Regions from separate parts of the Homo sapiens genome. Here region 1 is linked to region 2. Evidence: read pairs that join two places in POLR2A ChIA-PET (ENCODE). Cell type or tissue: PC-3. All regions are shown on one strand. Each heading gives the region's core, and the rest is flanking DNA. Links, peaks and the distances in the headings are about the cores only. Region 1 overlaps MECOM (MDS1 and EVI1 complex locus). Region 2 overlaps MECOM (MDS1 and EVI1 complex locus).

Evidence for each region. Peaks named below come from ENCODE experiments on the same cell type or tissue, not always from the same donor. Only the 100,000 strongest peaks of a DNase experiment are listed, where the experiment ranks them.
Region 1: POLR2A ChIA-PET joins it to region 2 with 5 read pairs; 2 of 35 experiments call an interaction of 5 or more read pairs at or near these places.

What each region holds. Positions count from the first base shown.
Region 1 is chr3:169,528,690-169,539,337 of GRCh38, reverse strand. The region is part of intron 1 of MECOM (MDS1 and EVI1 complex locus); the gene reads left to right. Among named protein-coding and RNA genes, the nearest start is that of MECOM-AS1, 86 kb to the right of the region's middle. In PC-3, for the core only: no CTCF peak of the experiment used is centred there; a DNase peak (open chromatin) is centred at 4,707.
Region 2 is chr3:169,641,181-169,651,828 of GRCh38, reverse strand. All of the region lies in intron 1 of MECOM (MDS1 and EVI1 complex locus), which reads left to right. Among named protein-coding and RNA genes, the nearest start is that of MECOM, 17 kb to the left of the region's middle. In PC-3, for the core only: no CTCF peak of the experiment used is centred there; no DNase peak of the experiment used is centred there.

The sequences.
Region 1 (10,648 bases), core at 2,262-6,261, 110 kb after region 2:
TGGGGAAGGCCTAAAGGAATCAGGGCTCTTTAGTATTAATAAAATCTTTTGAGGATACACAGGCAAATGAATCATAGGCCTCTGAGAGGAAACTAGCACAATCAGAATTTGGGTTGATTTGAGTGAAGATTACTCAACAAATCCACCATGGAAGCCTTAGATCAAGTGAAGTTGCTAAAACCCATCTGCTAATATATTTAAAGAACAACGAGCTATTCTATATTTTCCTGGATAGTCTAGTTTCATATGTATATAGAAGAATAAATGAAGAGGTTGTTTCAGGTGCCCTCTATTTCTTTTTTTTTTTTGGAATCTATAAAATATTTATTTCAGTGAAAATGCAAATTCTGAAATAAATGTCTAATTTACAGGACTTGAGTCTTCTCTGTGTTATAAGTACATATATAGGACTTTCAAAGGAGGAGTGAAGGTACTTTTCCCTGATTATGAAATGTAAGAACTCTATTCTTCTCTTGCTTTGAACAAAATTTGAATAGGGCTCTTTTGGTGGGTGGCAAGAGAATATAGTTTCAAGCACCACCAACTGATTAATGTCACTGCACTCACCAGTAGTTAGTTACTCCTGACTTTAGATACAGAACTTCTTCAACATTACAAGAGAATCCTAGCCTCAACATCTACTCTGGGAGGAAGAAATCCATTGCTTTGTAGCTGAGTAAGCATAGGCTCTGAGAGGGATCATGATTTGCTAAATGTCACACAGCAGATTGTGATTCGAATTCAGTTGACAGAAGACTGTGATTTGAATTCAGATTGTGTTGTACTATAGTTTTTTTGAGATTTCAAAAATATTAAATATTACAGTCTCTGTTTTGCAAACTGAGGATAGGGAATTTGTAGTCACTTGCTTTCACTTAGTCATCAGTCAGAAGTGAATCTATGTCCCTCTAACCTGCCATTTATGAACAATAAAAGTGGGTGTGATATTTTAAGGGATTATCCAATGAATTAGTGTTGTCATAGTGTGGAGAGAATTTTGGGTTGTCACAAAAAAAGTATACCTTGGGCCCAATCCGAAGAAAGTAGGTGAATAATTAGGCAAAAATTGAACACACCAGTTAGAATAAAAGAGAAAGAAATTCGGCAGTAAGAGATTTTATCTGAAGTTTTATTTGACTGGAGGCAAGTTACAGCTATGTGATGGGGACAGAGAAGTGGCTGAATCTCAATAGAGAGTTGCCAAGAATAATGGCTTCCAGCACTGGCTGCACATTAGAATCAACTGGGGTGCTTTTAACCAGCACTGATGCCTAGACCCCATCTCAGACAAATTATGTCAGAATTTCTAAGGGTAGGACCCCAGGTATCATTATTTTTTTAAAAAATCCCCTCAGATAATGCAAATGTGAAGCCAGAGCCTCCAACAGGTTATACTTCTATAGAGTTTGGGGGTAATCGTTTTATAATTATAAAACTAATAGAAGTAGGTTTATAGGTTGTGAACAACCATGTTGTTAAATCCCAGTATTATCAACCCTGTCAGCCAAGCCTGGCCACCTTTGTACTCAAGTTTTATTTTTTTACTTTGTTTTTAAAGTAAAAGAAAAAGGCATTTGTGATAGGATTTGAATTCCTTGGGTAAGTTTTTTTTTTTTTTTAAATGTTCTGCTGCATGTACTATATCAGTATATCTAAGATACTCACTTTCTGGCCTGTTTTCCAGCACTGTATATTAAACCAGGGCTAAGGGGATGACCGTTAAAATTGTCCAGACCTGGAATACACTAACTTTAGCCTGTCAATTATAACATTGGCAGGTTTTGAGGGGGAACCTCACTAACAAAAACTTTTGTCAACAAAAACTACTTATGAGATTAGGGAGTTTCAGGATGAATCTACTTTTATGTCTCTGATTTCATTTATCTGGGCCGGTGTATAATCAGAGGATGTGTACGTTGAGGTTCAGGGAAATAAGGTAAAGTTGTTTGCTTTTGACCCATTCTGAAATAGCCACCCAATACATGGTAAAATACAAAGAGGAGCTTACTAGTAAGACATTTCTAATACTAATGGCTATGCTAGAGATACAGGCAGGGTTCCCCAGCATTCCACAGAATGAAACTATAACTGCAGGTACATTTGTGGGATGAGTAATGGAATCATACAGTCATTCCAGAGGCTGTCCCATGGGGAAATAATTCTTCTTGTTGGGTAAAGTTTGAACAGTTCTTTCACATTTTAGTATTGAAGTGTCCAGAAATATATGTGTGAAATGTCCTGCCCATAGGAATTATAAGGGGCTAAATGTTGGAAGATCCAGTGGAGAGGGTGTAGGCATGGGAATTACAAAGATCTGGATTAGAATTTTCATTTTGCCCCTCAGTAGTTGTGGGGCCTTGGGTGCTAGCAACAACTTCTCAGAGCTGCAGTTTCCCCATCTATAAAATAGGAATAAGAACAACAAAAATAATAGTAGCTTACTTTTAGGATTGTGAGATTGAAAAATAATGTTAGAAAAATCAATTACAGGCACATAGTTCCTGTATAAGGTAGTCACTCAAATTTGTGCCTGCTGCTACTATTTATTGTCATTATCCTCTAGATCATTTCTAGTTTGGTAAGTGTTAAAATTAAAAGGAGCTGAGGTCTTGAAGCATGAGGTTGGGCAAGGAGACCCTATCCATTGCAAGTGGCCAGTTAGATATCACAGAGCTTGAGTGTGGATTTTCCCCTTTGGAAGTTGTCCTGCTACTTTGTTTTTTAAACATCTGCTATCCTCAGAACTCTAGCTCCACTAATTTTTTTCTTTTTCTTTTTTTTTTGGAAAGAGGTCTTATGACCTAGCTAGGTGTCAGACATAGTAGCTTTGTTCCAGATTATAGGATTCAGTCTCAGGGTCTGCTTGTACTATTCAGGGTCTGCTGAATTAACGTCCAGAAAGAAAGAATAAGTTGACTATACCCCAGGTTATTAGTGGGAAGATGCCAATGCTGATCTTAAAGGAATACCAAAAAAAAAAAAAAAAAAAAGGAGAGACATTTAACAAACAGAGCTCCAAATCCACTAACTTTTACACCAGATATGGTCCTAATCCTAAAATAATACTATTTTGCTGTGTTTATCAAAGGCAAGACCAGTTCTAGCAACTCCTGACCTGGGTTTCACTAAAGAAGGTTGGGGTTTGTCCTACCTCTGGAAATTGCTGTCTGGTTTGTCTCAGGAAATCCCAGAAAGAGGACAGAACAAGGCAAGGCACAGAACAAGGTTCAGTGGTGGCTGAACCAGGACTCCTGTTATGGTACCAGAAGGTGGGTGATTCTAAACACATGGGCTGTTATTAAATGAAACAGTAGTGCATAGCACAGTCTGAACAGAGTGAGCACTGTATTAGTTGTTATTCTTAACATGATATTGGGCCTTCCATGTACTGGAAGGTAGTTTCTATATTTGACATATATGATCTCTTTTAATTCTCACAACAACCCTATTAGACACTGTTATCATGGGACCCAGAGAGGTTAAGTAACCCAAAAGTCACATAGTTACAGCTGTTGACAGTCTGCTTATTCTCCATTCATTTGCTCAATCAATATTTATTGAGTGCCTACGACATATCAGGCTCAGTTAGGAGCTGGGGATAAAGCAGTGACCAAAGCAGACACAGTTCCTTCTCCAGTGAGATTATAATCCAGATGGGATAGGCTATAAATAAAGGAAGAAGTTAACATATATCAGGTGGTGGTTAGTGCTGCTGAGAAAAATGAAGGAGGGGAGAGAGAAAAGGGGATGCCACAAGGCTAGGGTAGAGAGTTCTGTTTCATACAGTGGTAAAGGAAGGCCTTTGTGTTGAGTGCTTTGCTCTGGAACGACTTTAGGATGGGGAAGAGGCCCAGGTGGCACCTAGACATTTGAAAGTAAGGGCTGAGGCTGCATGTCTCTACCTATATTTTCTTTCATGTTTGCCTTTCATGGATTTTTTTTCTATGTATCTAGAATTAAATATAGAACTAGGGTGAAATATCCCTCAAAAATGGTATGGGAGCAACTATTAGAATGAATAGGACTCTTGGGGCCAATGGGATGGAATGTCTGTTTCTGGTCAAGAGGATTGATTTTGATACTGGAATAGAATATTCACATATATCTTCCCATTGCCTGACTCCAATGGGTGCCTAGGCTTTCGCATCAAGTGGGACTTGGTGAGGTGGGGATGTGGATGCATATTAGTTAAGGTACAGGCTGGCAGCGGCTTAGATAGAGGGAGGTAGGCAGTTCAGGGAAAGTTGGCCCAGGTTTCAGATCCCTCTGTCTGTGGCTTCTCCAGCTCCTGGAGAGTTGTTTCTGCGTTCACCAGCACCAAGTCCCTGTTCCTCCTTGAGTGAAAGAGAAAGGAAAGAACTGGGGACAACGACATTTCCCTTTCGGGACTAAATGGAGAGGTTGCCCATGCAACTTCCTCTCACAGCTGAAACTTGGTCACACTCCGAGGTAGCAGGTTCAGAGCACAGATTCTGGAGTCAGACCATTGGGGTTCACATCCCAGCTCATCCCAGCACATCCCACTTGTACAAGTGGTCTAGCCTTTTTGTTCCTCAGTTTCCTCCTCTGTAAAATAGGGATGGGGAGAATAGCACCTTGCTCATGGGATGAGGATTGCATGTGTTAGTTGGTAGAGGACCTAAGACAGTGGTTGGCAAATAGTAAGCACTACGAGTTTGCTCATTATGTAAATAATTGGCCATACCAGACTGCAGGAAAAACTGGAAATGCAGTTTCTACATGGGTAGCCAAGTGTCCTGTCAAATAAAAGTCAGTAGGGTTTTTTTTTAATAAAAGGAAGAATGGGGGGAGTGGATACAGGACAGTATGACCACATAATTTTTATCCAAAATGACACACTTATGACAGTGAAAGATGCCACTACCACTGATTACACTGGGATACTAAGCGTAAACAGGAACTGTCCTGGGAAAATCAGTATGTCTGGGTGCTTTATCCAGGGGGTTATTAGCTATCTCTACCAGAGCATATGTAATTGACCAATTTCCCAAATTTTTTATTTAAAAATCTTAGTCTGAAAAGTTGACTTCTATTTTTAGGAATGAGTAGAAGGACAGATGGAGGGGATGTTAAGTATTTTTCCTATTTGAATTCTACCACAAACTACGTGGCCTCTTGGAAAAGTATACAGATTAACAAAAGAAACCTTGGTTAAAAGAGGAAATACAAATCAATTTTTATAAGAAATTCATAGTGCATCTGCTGGGTGCAGGAGAGGAGGCAAAAAAACAGTGGAAGCACTCTAGGTATCTCTGGTAGAAAAACAGCTTTGATTGGTTTTTGATTTGCATTGGCAGGGAAACCTAAACGTTAGTCTTCAAAAATCAAACATTTCTCAGGTGTGAGCAACTTTACTTATTTCATCCCCATCTTTTACAATTTTCTTCAATATTGGTAAATAAAATGGATTACTATCAGGCTTTAAAAACTCTTCCTTTTGCCAAGTTATTCTGAAATAACTTCTTAGACTCTAAAGAAAATTAGCCTTGCTCTGGGACTTGGAGAGAGAGGAGCCTTCAGTAAGTAATAAATAACCTATCCAGGTTGGAAAGGGAGGTGACCACCTACAGCGTGAATCACAGGCAGAATTCAAAAACCTCTGTGAGGAACTTAACCCAGCCTGCATTTTCTTTTTCCTTCTCAGAGAACTAATAAGTCGTGTCAGATAAGAAGAAGCAAGTGAGAAATGAATATGAACTCCAGGCCCCCAACGACATAAGGAAATAAAAAAAAAAAAAAATCAGCACTGGGTCATTGATAAGAGGAAAAAATCATAGCCAACTGTGAAAATTCATCCTTTACCTTACACGTCCCCCTCCAAATAGACCCATGCATTTCAGCGAATGGTAAATAATGCTTAAAATGGCAGAAGCTAGAGTTGGGAAAATAAGAACCAGGTGTTGGAAAGAAGGAAAATCAAAAAGACCATACATTTTCCGTCAACAGTCCCCACCATAAATCGTAGCAATGCCACCATCACGACCTGGAGCCCGCAGGGAAGAGACTGTTGTAAAAATGATAAATCAGAATTACTACACACCAGGTCTTGATAAAACAAAGAAAGTTGATTCCGGGGTCTGATATATATCTATAATCACAGAGAAACAAAGCTTGATCAGTGAAGGGCCAAATGTGAGGAAACGTGAAGTTCAAAATCTGATGGCTGCTTAATATTCCAACCAAGCAGAACATTGGATAATACAGTGGAAATTGATGACTCAGTGGCATCGGCTGCAGCAAAATAGAGATATATTACAAATTTCTTCACAAGAATAGGGTGATATATATGCCAGTGCCTGTTCATCACATTTTTATGTATTCTTCATATCTAGAAACAAAAGAGGATATACTGTCTATACCACCTTCATAAAATAGGGTTAACGTATTTTCTGGGGTTTTGTTGTTGTTATTCCCTTTAAGAAGCAAAATCCATGATTCTCTTTCAGAAAAATGTCTATGTGTAAAAATGAGGTATTGCTGGTGCATCTCTTAAATGACTGTCCTAATTGCACTCCTGAAGGACTCTCAGATTCAGTATATTTGTGTGTGCATGTGGGGTAGGGCCGGGTGGGGAAGCAACTGAGGAGCCAGCGATGTAAAAATCACACTGAGGGCAACTTGGTGTTCGATTAAGCAGCTTCAATTAGATTCATGCTGGATTTCACAGAAGCAGTGGTCTAGGTGCTCCCAGGGATTTTCAGAGGCTATTTATAAGGCAGCATGTTCCCAGAAGTGGAGTTGGGAGGTCCTTCAGTCGGAAATTCTGAACGTCTTAATTATAAGGGGTCTTAGACAAAGTGCTCATCTAGCATGGAATCCTCTGACCCTGATAAGTCCATGAAGGAGTCAGGATTATGGGTCTTTGCTCTTCTATTTTCCTAGCTGGTATTGCTTGTTAGCAATTGACACCCAGTAGCTTAGCATCACCATTCTAGGTTAGAGATTTCTAGCCAGTGATTTCTATTTCAATGTCTGCATGACACCTTTGTCTGGCTTGAGAGTGGTGGTTCTCAAAGCGTGATCCCTGGGCCAGCAGCATCAGCATCAGCCTTACCCAAGTGAACTTGTTAGAAGTGCAGATTCTCAGGTTCCACCCCAGACACACTGAATCAGAAACTCTGAGCATGGGGCAGCTCACCAAACTGTTTTAACGAGCTCTCATGCATGTTAAAGTTTGGTAACACTGGTCTAGGGAAAGTGGGATAACAATTGCTAAGGGCCTCTATGTGATTTCCAAGCTAGGCTTGTGATGTTTATTGTTGTATAATCACACTTGAGCTTAGAAGTGATCAAACCACTTTAAGGATTAAAAAATTGGACTCAAAACTTTAGGAACTTGCCCAAGATGATGCATCCAGCGGAGTGGCTAAGTCAGGATTGTGAACCCAGATCCTTTTGATCTAAAACTTGTTATTTCTCCTATACCATGATGACCAGCTGTGGCTCCAAATCTGCTCCCAATTGGTACAAAAGGGAATCCAGTTGGTTCTGTAATGTTTTTAGAATTAATCCCTTCTTCAGAAGTAGATTAATAAAGCTATTTTTAGGCTTTACTGCTATACAGGCTTTATTTTCATGTGATTTAAGACTTGTAACCATTTGTGTGGAAGGGTTTGGACCCATGAGTAGTCATTAACTCTCCTGCTGAAGGTCAATTTTAGCAGAAAATGAGAGGTGGCAGATGTAGAATATTGGAGCGCACTTGTACCAGGAGTTAGGAGGCCTGGGTTCAGGTCTTTGTAGTTTGATGGCCATGTGACTAAGTCATTTAATTTCGCTGAGGTTCAATATTTTTCCATGTGTAAAATGGGGAAAAATGTCTTGCCTCTCTGATGAGGTTATGGAGAGGGTCATATGAGAGACAGTGGAAAAAGATATCTTGAAACTCCAGAGTATCCTTTAAATTTAGAGTTTTGTTACTGTTAATATAATGAGGAGACAAGGATTCAGGATAAAGTTATTCACCATCCTCAGTATCAGGGCTTCTCTTCCTCTGCATTGGTTTGTTTATGCTAGAGAGATCAGGAGCCTCATGAAACAGTTAAGTGTGTCTTTGGCAGATAAATTAATTGTATTCAGGAACAGTGCCAACCCTTATAAGTCATAATGGCACTGAGATAGTTTGGTATTGTGTATGATCAGGAAATATAGAACTGGTGAAGAGCTGTCAGGTTTGCAGGTGATGATGGTGGGAAGGTATGTCAGACCAGGGAGCTCTAAACTCTAGACAAAGGCTAATGATCAGGGATGGGACCCACACTAGAAAATAGGCAAAGGGTCTGTCTATCTGAAGTGCTGACAGCTAGGTGACATTTAGGTGTGGTAACCTGCAGGAGAGGCTCAGTCATGGCGAAATTCTACATCTTTGTCGTGCAGGCAAAACATGACTCCCTCTATTTGAAATCATTTTTTTTTTTTGCTGCTTATCTGAATTTTCAATAAATGGTAGGTAATATTTTTACTATTAAAACTATTACTATGAGTAAAGTACTGAGATAGGTATTACATGGACATTATACCATTTAACCTTTAGACTGACCTTGGCATTTTGGAGTTATTATTCTCATCACAGAGGAAGAACTGAGGCCCAAGATGGTTAATCAATTGCCAAGTCTATAGTCAGTAAGTAGCAGAACTGGGATTGAAACATTAGGCTGTCTACGCTCCTCCTCTCTCTCTCTACCCTGCTGACACCCCAGTGCGGCAGACACCCAAGTGGTTGCAGCTATAGAGACTAGATCCAAGCCCTGGTGCAGCTCTGAGGGTGGCTCTGAAGCTTCCTGGAATCTCATTTTTAGGGCTTCATAGGTGGCTGGGAGACTCCATAATTCCTCTTGGACCTGGTTGACCAGCTCTGTCAGTTCACCTCTCACCCCTCAAATCTATGCTCCACTTATACTAAATTGCTTTGCATCCCTCAAACACATAATGCGCTTTCATGACCCTGGCCAGTTGCTTTTTAAAGTGTAACCTGAGATCTACCTCCTTGTTAAAGATGCACACTCCAGGTCCTTGAGTTAGACCAAAAGAAAGAGAATCTGTGAGTAACACCCAGGAATTTGCAATTTAAGAAGTACCCCCAAGTGATTCATGTAAACATCAACTGGGAACCTCTGCTCAGCCTTATGTGCTGTGCTCCCTTCTTAGAAAGCCCTCCTTGCCTTTCTTTCTGTACTCCCTGCTTTTTCTACCACTTGAATAGCCTTAAGTGCTACCTTGGATGTCACCTGTTTTGTGAAATTTTCTAGGTTCTTCCCCAGCAGAGTTAGCAATCCCCATGTTTGTTCTTCATACCAATTTGTTTCTGCCTCTGCTATAACCCCTATCATATTGTACTGTACTTAAAATATGTATGTCCTTTTTTCTACTTTGAGTTATTTGAGAGCAGAGACTGTGTCCTATTTATTCTAATTCTTCTCTCCAGTGCCCAACACAGTGTCTGACATGGGGCAATATCCTCCAAATGGTTGCATGGAAGAAGATGAAGAGAAGGCAGGCCCAGTCCCAGAGGAACTTGGGTGCTGGACCAGTACAAAGCAGGGAATCTATTTACTTGCTTTGGGCATGCTGGGTCTTTATTCTAAGGGGTGAGGTTAGCACTCAGTTACTAAAACAAACGAACAAAGAAAAGTCATGAAAATCAGGCCCAGCTAGCACCTGGCTTAGGACTTTTCAAATTCTTCGTTGCTGTGATTTGGAATTGTTCTTAGATCTACAGGTGGATCTCATCCTTACTAACCAATTTTGAAATGCTGGGGAGTGGGGATGTCAAACTGGCTGTTACTTCAGCTTCTTTGTATTGGGCTTGTGGTGGTAAATGCTACAGGATATGGATATGGGAAGCCTTGGCAATTGTTAGCAAGCTAAACGGGAGAGTTGTTTCAAATGTGGAGATACCATCAAGCTATTTTCATGGATGCAGTTTGCTCTGGAAGAATAGGGGAAGGTCCCTCAATCAAATTGTTGATAGAAGATCAAAACTATTATTGTCCTGCTGGTTTTCATGACTCAAAACCTTTCAAGAAATGTATTTCTGGGTTTTAACCAAGGTTGCACAGCTGGTAGGAGTTCTGATGTGATAGTCCCTGGTGGATTGTGAGCTTATTAGACCCTGTGGCTTTGATTCTCTGGCAGCTCCTTCCTTTGACTGGGGCTAGGAGACCCAGCAGCTGAAGTGGTGTCTGGATTCAGGGAATGTCAATTGATTTTTTTTAAAGGCCTTATTTTTAATTTTTATTCAATCACTTTATTTCTAGAACCTCCCTTTTTTAAAAAACTGTGTTTGCCACATTATAAATTCTCCTACAGCAATTCAAATGGGAAAAAAGTGAGGTTTGGATTTTTAAAAAGTGTTTTTGTTTATTTAAGAGATGCTCTTAAAGATTATTTGTTGTTTTAGTCAAGTTCCAACAACGAATGTTAGAGGTACCAGAGAAAGCCATAGAATTCCCCTTCCTGGATAACTTGTTTCTGCTCTTGTTTGCCTGCAAATGTTTTAAGATTTTCCAGGGTGGTTGTTTCTATTTAAGGCACATCATCTGTGGAATTCTGAAACGCAAACCAGTTCTTTGAAAGTTTTGATAAATCTAACTTTTTAATAATAGGAGAGTTTCAAATGCCTTTACAG
Region 2 (10,648 bases), core at 2,781-6,780:
TAGATTTACAACTTTTTACAGCAAATTGCCTTTTCTTTTTTTTCTTCTTCGTAGGTTACTGGGGTACTAGTGATATTTGGTTACATGAGTAAATTTTTTAGTGGTGATTTGTGAGATTTTGGTGCACCCATCATCTGAGCAGTATACACCGCACCATATTTGTAGTCTTATCCCTCATCCTCTCTCCACCCTTCCCCCCAAGTCCATTGTATCATTCTTATGCCTTTGCATCCCCATAGCTTAGCTCCCATATATCAGCGAGAACATCAATGTTTGGTTTTCCATTCCTGAGTTACTTCACTTAGAATAATAGTCTCCAATCTCATCCAGGTCGCTGCAAATGCCGTAACCAAAAAAGAAAACTACAGACCAATATCCTGATGAACATAGATGCTAAAATCCTTAACAACATAGTAGCTAACCAAATTCAACAACTTATCAAAAAGATAATCCACCATGATCAAGTGGGTTTCATATCACTTGCAGGGATGGTTTAATATACACAAGTCAATAAATATGATACACTACATAAACAGAATTAAAAACAAAAATCACATGATCATCTCAATAGATGCAGAAAAGGCATTTGACAAAATCCAGCATCCCTTTAGGATTAAAACTTTCAGCAAAATTGGCATTTAAGGGACATACCTCAATGTACTAAAAGCATTATTTTATTGTGACAAACCCATGGCCAACATAACACTGAGTGGGGAAAAGTTGAAAGCATTCCGTCTGCAAACTGGAACAAGACAATGATGCCCACTCTCACCACTCCTCTTCAACACAGTACTGGAAGTCCTAGTCAGAGCAATCAGACAAGAGAAAGAAATAAAGGGCTTTTTCTTTTTTTAAACTTAATATACCTTGGATTTTTGTCTGTATGTATCAATCTAAACCATTCTTTTTAAAGGCAGAAGATCCTCTATTGTTTAGATCTAACACATTTCATTGAACCAATTCCCTGTGGATGACATTTGGGTAGTGTCCAGTTTTCAGAACAAAACAGACAGAGAAGTTCCCCAAACCAGGACCCAAAGGAATATGAAAGTAAAGTCTGCAATTAAAGGAAGCTCACAGTTCAGGGTGAAGTGTGCTGGCCTCTGAGACACGGTCACAGCAGGGTTTTGGGAAGGTCATAGAGGGTTGCTTCACTGTCAGGGCAGATCAGATTTCCAAGCATCTTTGGCTTCTGGAGGATCAAGGGTCTAAAACCAGAGCTAAGGTATATCTTTCTAAAATCCACTGTGATATATCTGTGCTATTTCAAGCTTACAGGATTATTCCAGGTCTTATATTATGCCCCATTTCTATTTCTTCCTGCTGCTTGGAACAGGCTGTAGCTGAAATCAATCCATGTAGCCCAAACTGGGTAAGGATAAGTAAGTTGTCAGAGTTTCAGGCCTCAAGGCTTTTTTGTTGTTGTTAAGTGATTTCCTTGTTTGTGTGGGACATTATTATCATACTGCCTTATCCTGTACATGTACCTAAAGCCAACTGATGCTACTAGACCCACCAAAACTTTTTTGATGTTCTTTAAAAAATTACCCACAATAATTTCTAGCTTATGAATTATGAAGACCATTTTTATAGAAAAATGTTTTTCACTGGGTAATCAGACTATGGGAAAATTTTTATAATGGAAACTATCTTTTACTTTTAACTATAGCATAAAAAATATGACAGTATAGTGTTACACACTAAAGCCCATCAGATGCAAAATTCCAGTTTTTGATTATAAGTTATAAACCAGGATAGAGAGACTTCTGAAAAGTGGTTTTCTTTGGCAATGATGTTGTTGATTAAATATAAAAAATTCAGAAAAAATTAGTTCAGCCCATTCCTTTACACAGAAGGTTACAAAAATGGAATAACTGGGTTTTGGTTCTACTGGCAAGAACTATTTTGCTTATTAAAACTCATTGGATTATATCAGATTGCAAACATATTGGACATTTTAGATTGGATTTGAAAAGGTACCATTCAAGGAATTAAAATTATTCATATAAATCTTTAAGGGATTAATTTACTTTGCAATTTTAATTCCTTAGAGCACAATATTTGTTTCAAATGCGTACTTTTTTGGTGTGGATGTTTACTGGTTGTTCCATGAGGGCATTACTCTATTAACATTTTTCAAAGTATATTTTAAGTTAGATCAATCAAATTGAATTAATGAATAGTTATCAAGTACCTAGCATATGTAAGGCATGATGAATTAAATCCTATAAACACTCAATTTCCTGAAAATATTGAACACCGACATTTGACAGACATACATATACCCCTGAAAATGATTTATTAACAGGGACAAAGATATCCATGACTACAAACTGGTTTTGTGAGCTTGGAATACTGAATCCTAAGCCTGTCTCTTCTCCAGATATTTTGTTTTCCTATTTTTTTTTTTTTTTTTTTTGAGATGGAGTTTCGCTCTTGCCGCCCAGGCTGGAGTGCAATGGCGTGATCTTGGCTCACTGCAACCTCCGCCTCCTGGGTTCAAGCGATTCTCTTGCCTCAGCCTCTGGAGTAGCTGAGACAGGGTTTCACCATGGTGCCCAGGCTGGTCTCGAACTTGTGCGCTCAAATGATCTGCAAGCCTCAGCCTCCCAAAGTGCTGGGATTACAGGAGTGAGCCACTGTGTCAGCCTGATGTTTTCCTGGAAAGTCTGCCTATCACATTTGTCTGTTGTTAGGGAAATGCTGATTGCAATAACTGAGTAAGATGTAGGATGTATTTACATAGCCCATAAACACTTTATAGAAATACAAGCCTTGGGTCTGCAGATGGGCAAATTACTCCTTCCATGCTCACAGTTTTTGCGTATTTTATCCTTTGTGCAGTTAGAGCAAACTTTCCCATCACAGTTCAAGAACAAGTTCTCTTTAAAGGATCTCATTCCTCCAGCTTCTTGCCACTTACAAGAGCACCACTGTCTGAGAGCAAAGATCTGATTAAAATGCCCAAACTGAAGTCTCCATGGTTTCCAAAGGTGTGTCTTTCTGCTAGGTTCAATTTTTATCCAGTAGAAGATAGTGCTACCCCCAAATTGACATAAACTCACAGAAGTGGCTTGTCTTTCAGGCTGGCATGTGATTTTCTTGTTCATGAAACAGAAATAAGAATAAAAAGCGCTGCCTTCTCTTCCAACTGTCTTTGCCAACCATCTTGCTGAGCTATGTGTATGCATCCAAGCCAATGTTCCAGCCACTAGGCTTGGCACAGAAATCAGTGCATTGAACATCTTTACTTTTGGGCACAGTCTGAAATTCTAAGCAAAATTCCCCATTTGCCTAAATGCTTAAGATGCGAGTGATTTACGTATTCTGTTGATAATGATGCAGTATTAAAATACCAGCAGAGACCGTGGTTTGACCCATGAAGCAGCATTGTATCATATATATTTTTTTGACCTAAAAATACTGGGTAGATGGATCATTAGAGGATGGGAAATGTCAAGGTAAAGAGCATTATATGTCTAGGGTTTTCAAAGTGCCTCATGGTCTGTATATCAGATCTCTCTTCCTGCCCTCAAGTTATGGTAATATCAGTCACCAAGGTTTTATCTTCAAGAAGACAAAATACTCTGATACCTAATACAGCATAATGAGCTCCATCTTAGTTAACCTTCCAAGTGAATCCTTGGCATTGGCCAGGACTTGTAGAATGTGACATTTGTTTCCTTCTACTGCTTCTGGAGTAATTTACCTAACCATGTCATAACATGTCATTATGAAGCTTGTTAATTACTAATAACTTTCCTAAGAGGAAAATGCTCTCTGTGGTGTTTTGAGCCCTCCCTGCCTTGAAGATAGGGACTTGTTTTTTTTCTTAGGCGTGATCATCTCAAAACTTCAGTATATTTTGGGTACCGTAAACATGTTTTCTGGCGGATAATGCTGGCTGGGACGTCAGGATGTAGGGGTTTGAGTCTCAAGTTTGCTACTCATCAGTATGGTATCCTTCTGCAGGGCATTAACCCTCTGAGCCTCAGTGTCCTCAAGCGTAAGAGAGGAACAATAACTACCTCTGTTTGGCTTCTTCCAGACCAGCAATGCTAACATAAGATGACATATGTATAAGCTTTTATCAGCTGCAAAAAGCTGTGTAAACTTAACACACACAGAATTTCTTATTAGAAACTCTAGAAATTATAGAATATTAAAAATGCTAAGAGGGTATTAAGAATGTAGACTCTGGAACCACATTATTTAGGTTTTTCAGTTTTAATCCCTTAGAGCACAATATTTGTTCCAGATGCATATTTTTTTTTGGTGTGGATGTTTACAGGTTGTTCCATGAGGGCATTACTCTAGTTAACATTTTTCAAAGCATATTTTAAATTAGATGGCTTGGTTCTATCACTACCTAGCTGTGTGGGCATTGGCCAGCTATTTACTTCTCTGTGCCTGAATGTCATCATCTGTAAAATGGAGATAATTTATAACAGCAACAATAAGTAATAACGCCAGTCAAGGTTGTTGAGTGTTCATGCGTCACTGCAGTTAATCCTCACATCTCTATGAGGTGGATGATATTATTGTCTTAGCTTAGAGATGAGCGCTCTGGAGACATGTTTGTTCTTTGCTCCAGGCCTCTCAGCTTTAAGTACAGAGCCAGGATCCAAACCTTGATCTGCTTTACAATAAAGTCGAAGAACTTAATCTGAATGAATGCTCCACTGCCTTATTTTTTTAAATCCAGAAATAAAAGTAGAACACTACATTGCCTGGGCATTCCAAAGCTCATAAAACGTAATAAGATTTTGGAAAAAAGACACTTTAACTTAAAGAAATGATTTCATACAACTCTTAGTAAAGAGGAATTTTGCTGCAATTTAAAATGAGAAAGCTTCTTTTTATGACAGGGGCTGGTCATCCCTTCATCTTTCATTTTCTTCCTCAAGTTATCTGCATTGTGATTTTCTATTACGTTATGATTTTAGTTTTGTTTAGGGAGATCCAAATGTCTTGGTTGAATGAATGACTTAGGGATACGTCATTACTTCATTGCCTGACATCACAAGCTAATTATACCTTATCATTTACCAGTGAATAGATGGTGCTAGATTCAGATTTTCATTTCCTAAACAATGTATTGTGACAGTAAATATGCCCAAGCTCACCAGCATATTTTTAGGGCAAGGAAAGCTAGCTACAACTTTCTAATTTTTTTTTTTTGTACAATACTTGAGACCAAGTCTCGTTCACTTATCCTCAATTTTGTTTTAATATCCAAATGACTTGGGCCTGCAACAAAGTATTTCACTAGCTACTTAATTGAATAACCTGTAGAATTTAGATAAGGAAAGCCTAATGAGCTCTCAGATCTAGTTCTTTTTTAATTTTTTATTATTTATTTATTTATTATACTTTAAGTTCTAGGGTACCTGTGCACAACGTGCAGTTTTGTTACATATGTATACATCGGCCATGTTGGTGTGCTGCACCCTTTAACTCGTCATTTACATTAGGTATGTCTCCTAATGCTATCCCTCCCCCTCCCCCTCCCCCCACCCCATGACAGGCCCCGGTGTGTGATGTTCCCCTTCCTGTGTCCAAGTGTTCTCATTGTTCAATTCACACCTATGAGTGAGAACATGCGGTGTTTGGCACATGCACACGTATGTTTATTGCGGCACTATTCACAATAGCAAAGACTTGGAACCAACCCAAATGTCCATCAGTGATAGACTGGATTAAGAAAATGTGGTACATATACACCATGGAATACTATGCAGCCATAAAAAAGGATGAGTTCATGTCCTTTGTAGGGACATGGATGAAGCTGGAAGCCATCATTCTTTTTTTACTTTTAGGGAAAGAGCAGTGGACAAGTTAAGAGAAGAGACAGTGACTTTCAAATATGGCTGCATAGAATCACTTGGAATGCTTAAAAATACTAACCCCAATCCAATTAAATCAGAGTCTTTGGGGATGGGACTCAGGTAGTGGAGAGCAATGTGAGTCCCAGACATGAGAAACTGGGAAGCAGGAGGTCATTTTGATTAAACAATAGGGAGATAGCAGGGCTATTTCCAAATGCTACAATTGGGGGCTACTTCCAGCATTATATATATTTTCATATAGGGCTTCCTTTCAGTTTTTACAGGCATAGGGTTGTCTTTAAACTAGATAATGATCTTGCTTTCTGCCTATGATTTCTGGCCTTTGTAGCCGCAATAGATGAGAGATTTTCAATTGTGAAAGACCATTGGTGGGGAAACTTCATCAAAGAGAGTGGATGTTTGTGGAGAATCCAGAAGCTCTGATATCTTTTTGACCATTTTGATCTGGTGGCCATTTCTAAGGAGACAATAATGTTTCTTCAGATTAAACAACAAGGTAAACAATAGAAAAAAACCCCAGAATCAGCAGCTGTTTTATGAGGGAGGACTTTACTATTGCTAGCCACTTTTGTCTTTTGGTTTTCTAGAATTCCAGACATAAATGTTTCTGCCAACCTTCCCATGCAAAGGAAGCAATGGGAATTCTACAGAAGGTGTGCAGGGAAACCAGAAAAAAAAAATACATCTGTCTACTCAGAAATGTTAAAAAGCAGGATATTAGGTTTTAGGGTGGGATCGGGCTATATTTTAGGAAGTTTAGATGTTGAACGCCAGTAGCCCTTATGCTTGGTTGGTTTTAATCAATGCTATCAGTCACAGACTTCCATATACATGAAAATTCATTAAATAATCTCATTTGTTGTTGTTGGACAGCCTAGGTATGTTCAGTTGCACCTGAGTGTACATTTGGTCTGTGTTCCTAATGGTTCCGGAGGTTTAGTTGAGATCAGTGGGACGGACACAGAAACAGCCCCTGTTGAGAAACACAGTCATTTGTGTGTACTTATGCCGAAGAAGAATGGCTTTACTCAAAGAGAGGACTAAGTCAGTAAAGAGGCATGAGTGTGTATTTATAAAATGTGTGCAGGTGTATAACTTTGGACACCTGAAGGGCCCACACTCCTTCAGTTTAGTTTTAACTGCTTGTTTCAAAACTATTAATAATTTTGCACAAACCTCTGAGAGATTTCATTTGGATTTTGCAGTTTATTTCAATGCTGTTTAATCTAATTGCCCCTTTGTTTTGTTCCCCCAAAATGATCACTTGAGTTTTATAATTTTTAGAATTTCCTTTGAACCAACTGTAAAGGAATATGATGGTTCAATTGTTGAAAAGAGAGATTAAAGCCAGGTTTTTATGAGAATTTTGAGTTTTAAAATTATACTGCCAGTGTAAGATGAATATAAAATATAAAATGGTAGGGGCCGGGTGTGGTGGCTCACCCCTATAATCCCAGCACTTTGGGAGGGAGAGGCAGGTGGATCACCTGGGGTCAGGAGTTTGAGACCAGCCTGGCCAACATGGCAAAACTCTGTCTCTACTAAAAATACAAAAATTAGCCAGGCGTGGTGTCATGTGCCTGTAATTCCAGCTACTCAGGAGGCTGAGGAAAGAGAATCGCTTGAATCCAGGAGCCGGAGGTTGCAGTGAGCCAAGATTGTACCACTGCCCTCCAGCCTGGGCGACAGAGTGAGACCCTGTCTCAATAAATAAATAAATAAATAAATAAATAAATAAATAAACAAATAAATAAAATAAAATGCGAGGAACTGAACCAAGAGTAGAATTTTCTAGCCTCAGGAGTGGGGCTTCAGAATCATAACTATTTGAGATAATCTATGTATTTTAAGAGGATTATAAGTTATGGTGCAAGAGGAGTTTTGTAGCATACTATATGATAAACTAAAGAAAATAGAATGATTCTATTCTACAGTTGAGGCTTGAAATAAGGAAGATGAGGGTAAGTTTTTCTAGGCAATGCGTACGAGGGGGTGAAACTGGTAAGAGAATGCTGGCTTACCTATTTCTTAGCTGCTAGACTGCATACATTTGTTGCTATCAGAGGCAGTTTTGTGACTTGTTTTATGAGAGTTGAGTATCTCTAGTTGAGAGACATCTTTTTCACTACACAGAAATTATTCATTTCATTTTCACTGTGTTAAATAAAATAGTTTCTGCTATAGAGTGTTTACATACCATTGAGATAAAATAGGAAGCTGTATTCTAAAAGTTAGACCCAATATTCTGAACCCAGTGGAGATGAAGGCCCAAGGTCAGGCCAGAGTTGTCATGATGCCCTCAGTTAATGTTTTTGAAGCTTCCACTTGGTGAATGATTTTGGATGAAGGACTCTTTTTGTAATTTTATAAGTGACCTAATTCTCTCTTATGAAACTTATTTTGAGAGTAAGCAGAAGGAAATGGTAGTAATAACAAGATTGGTTTGTGCTCATTCACACTTTTCTGCCATTTGGATTCTGGGAGTGGTAGGGTGGGATACGGGATGGCAGAAGAAAGAATGTGGAAGAAAAACAGATGTGCAGCAGAAAGGGGATGTGCAAGGTGCAGCACATTTGGGGTACCTGTAAGAGGGTTTCTTTAGAAAACACAGTGCTAATAACTCAATATTTAAAGGCTCATATTTGGGGGTTCACATATTTCCATTAATAGTTATGTGAAAAGAAAATTTAGCAAAATCAGATTGATGACTGATGTAATTTAATTAGACTCCAGCCTCATAAATATGCAATGTTATTTGAATGAGGAGTTGAATTATTAGGCTCCCTGAGAAAAAAATGACAATCTGGTTTGCTTCAGAGTTTGTTGCAAACATTTCTGCCCTTGTATAAATGTGTAAAATGATTTGGTAATTTAAACACTAGAAGAAAGGCTAAATTTAATTGACCAGTTGCAGTAACCATTTGTAGATATTTTTTGCTCTCCTTTGCAGCCCTGACTCTCTTTTCCTCTTTTGTGATTGGGGATATTCCTTTCTTGAACCATGCCTTCTATAATAGCTTTGGGAGATGCTACTGGGTTTTCATTCTCCTGATAATTTCACGCTGCCTTAAATCCTTTGCATGGTGGCTTTACTAGCACATCCAGAACAAACTATTAAGACTTTATAATGATATTAAAATCATTCAGTTGGCCAAGGAGACTTACTGATTTTTTTTTTTTGATAGGTTGGCAGGATGAAGTAGGGGAAGGGAGCATGAGAGTACTTTCTATTTTTTTTTTTTAATTAACCTTTGTTTTGAATAAAACTCTGGCCAGGCTAAATACCTGAAGCTGTGTGAATTGATAAGCTCAATCTCCGAGATAATTTGGCAACTCAGTGTACTGGAGCCCTCTCCATAACCATGGTGACTCTCCGAGCAGTCAGATTTTTGCTCTTTTATCTTCTCTGAACTGCTCTTTACTTTTGGCCAAGATTCTTTCCTTTTCACTTTTTTTTTTTGTTGTTAGTTGGCTTAAGAACCTACCCTACAGTGGATGAATTTGCAGTTTTCTTTTCTTTTTTTTTTTTTTTTGAGATGGAGTCTCGCTCTGTTGCCCGGGCTGGAGGGCAGTGGCGCGATCTCGGCTCACAATTTGTAGTTTTCTTAATGTTTTATCAGTTACCCGACTATTTTAAAATCCCATTTCTAAATATTTTCCTTCTCTCTTGTCTTCCCTTCACATTTGAAATGGATAAAGCAGAAGTTTTGTTTTTCATGCCTACCTTCCCCAGTCACCATCTGCACCATCTCTGTATTCTTTCTCTTTTTAATTCCCTGCAAGTGTTGCACAGCTCTGTATTCTCTTTATGCCATTTTGTTAGATTCTTTGCTGAAATGAAATATATGATTAATAAATGGGAAGGCCTTTACTAGTGATTGATAACTACTCTTAGAAACACTGTCATTTGCAATTCATTAAATGCCTTATTTGCCATTTATATTTACTGAAAATTGATACTCTATGTATTAGTTCTTTCTCAATGACAGATCACTGGTAAATGTATCATTAAAAGAGAGCTTAATTCCAATTTGTCTTCATTTCTCCTTGAAATAATCTTACAGCTGTCATATGGACCTTCTTCTCCATTCCAATGCATTCCTCTTTGCCAGTGCCCACAATTGTTCTCTCTGATTTATGAATTCCTTTCCTTAGGGCAATATCATATTGTCAGAAGACCCAAATTCAAATTCTATCTCTGCCACTGGCTTTGAGACTTTGGACAGATAGTTAATAGACCCCAACCTCAGTTTTCTCATCTGTAAAGCGGGAATGAGAATATTTACTTCACAGAATTAGCGTGAGGTTCAAATGAGCTAATACATTGGAGAATGCTTTGTTAACTAAAAAATGGCATTTATATTGGTATTGAATTAGCCCACGTGGTCCTCTAGCTTCTTTGAATAGAACACTTATGATAATGCCCCATACTTGCAGGTTATAGATATATTACAAATAACAATTTGCAAGGAAAATAAAAAACTGGCCACAGATACGTAGTGAAACCCTCAATGAATAGCGTCAAATCTCTCCATTGCACAGAAGCCAGAGCCATCAGAGGGTGCAGGCTTATCAGTAAGGAGTTGGCTCAGTGGGGTTAAAGTCACAGAAGCGCTGACCTACCCAGATGTGTGGCTATGCAAATAGAGAACAGTCAGTATACTGACTAATTTTTCTTCAGCCGATCCTGTCCTGAGGTAACTCCAAGTGCTTTCCTACTTCTCACTGCTGTGCCTCCAGTCTATTCCTTTATACCTCAGCACCTGGCCTCCTGATTCCTTAATCTTGCTCTGTTCTGG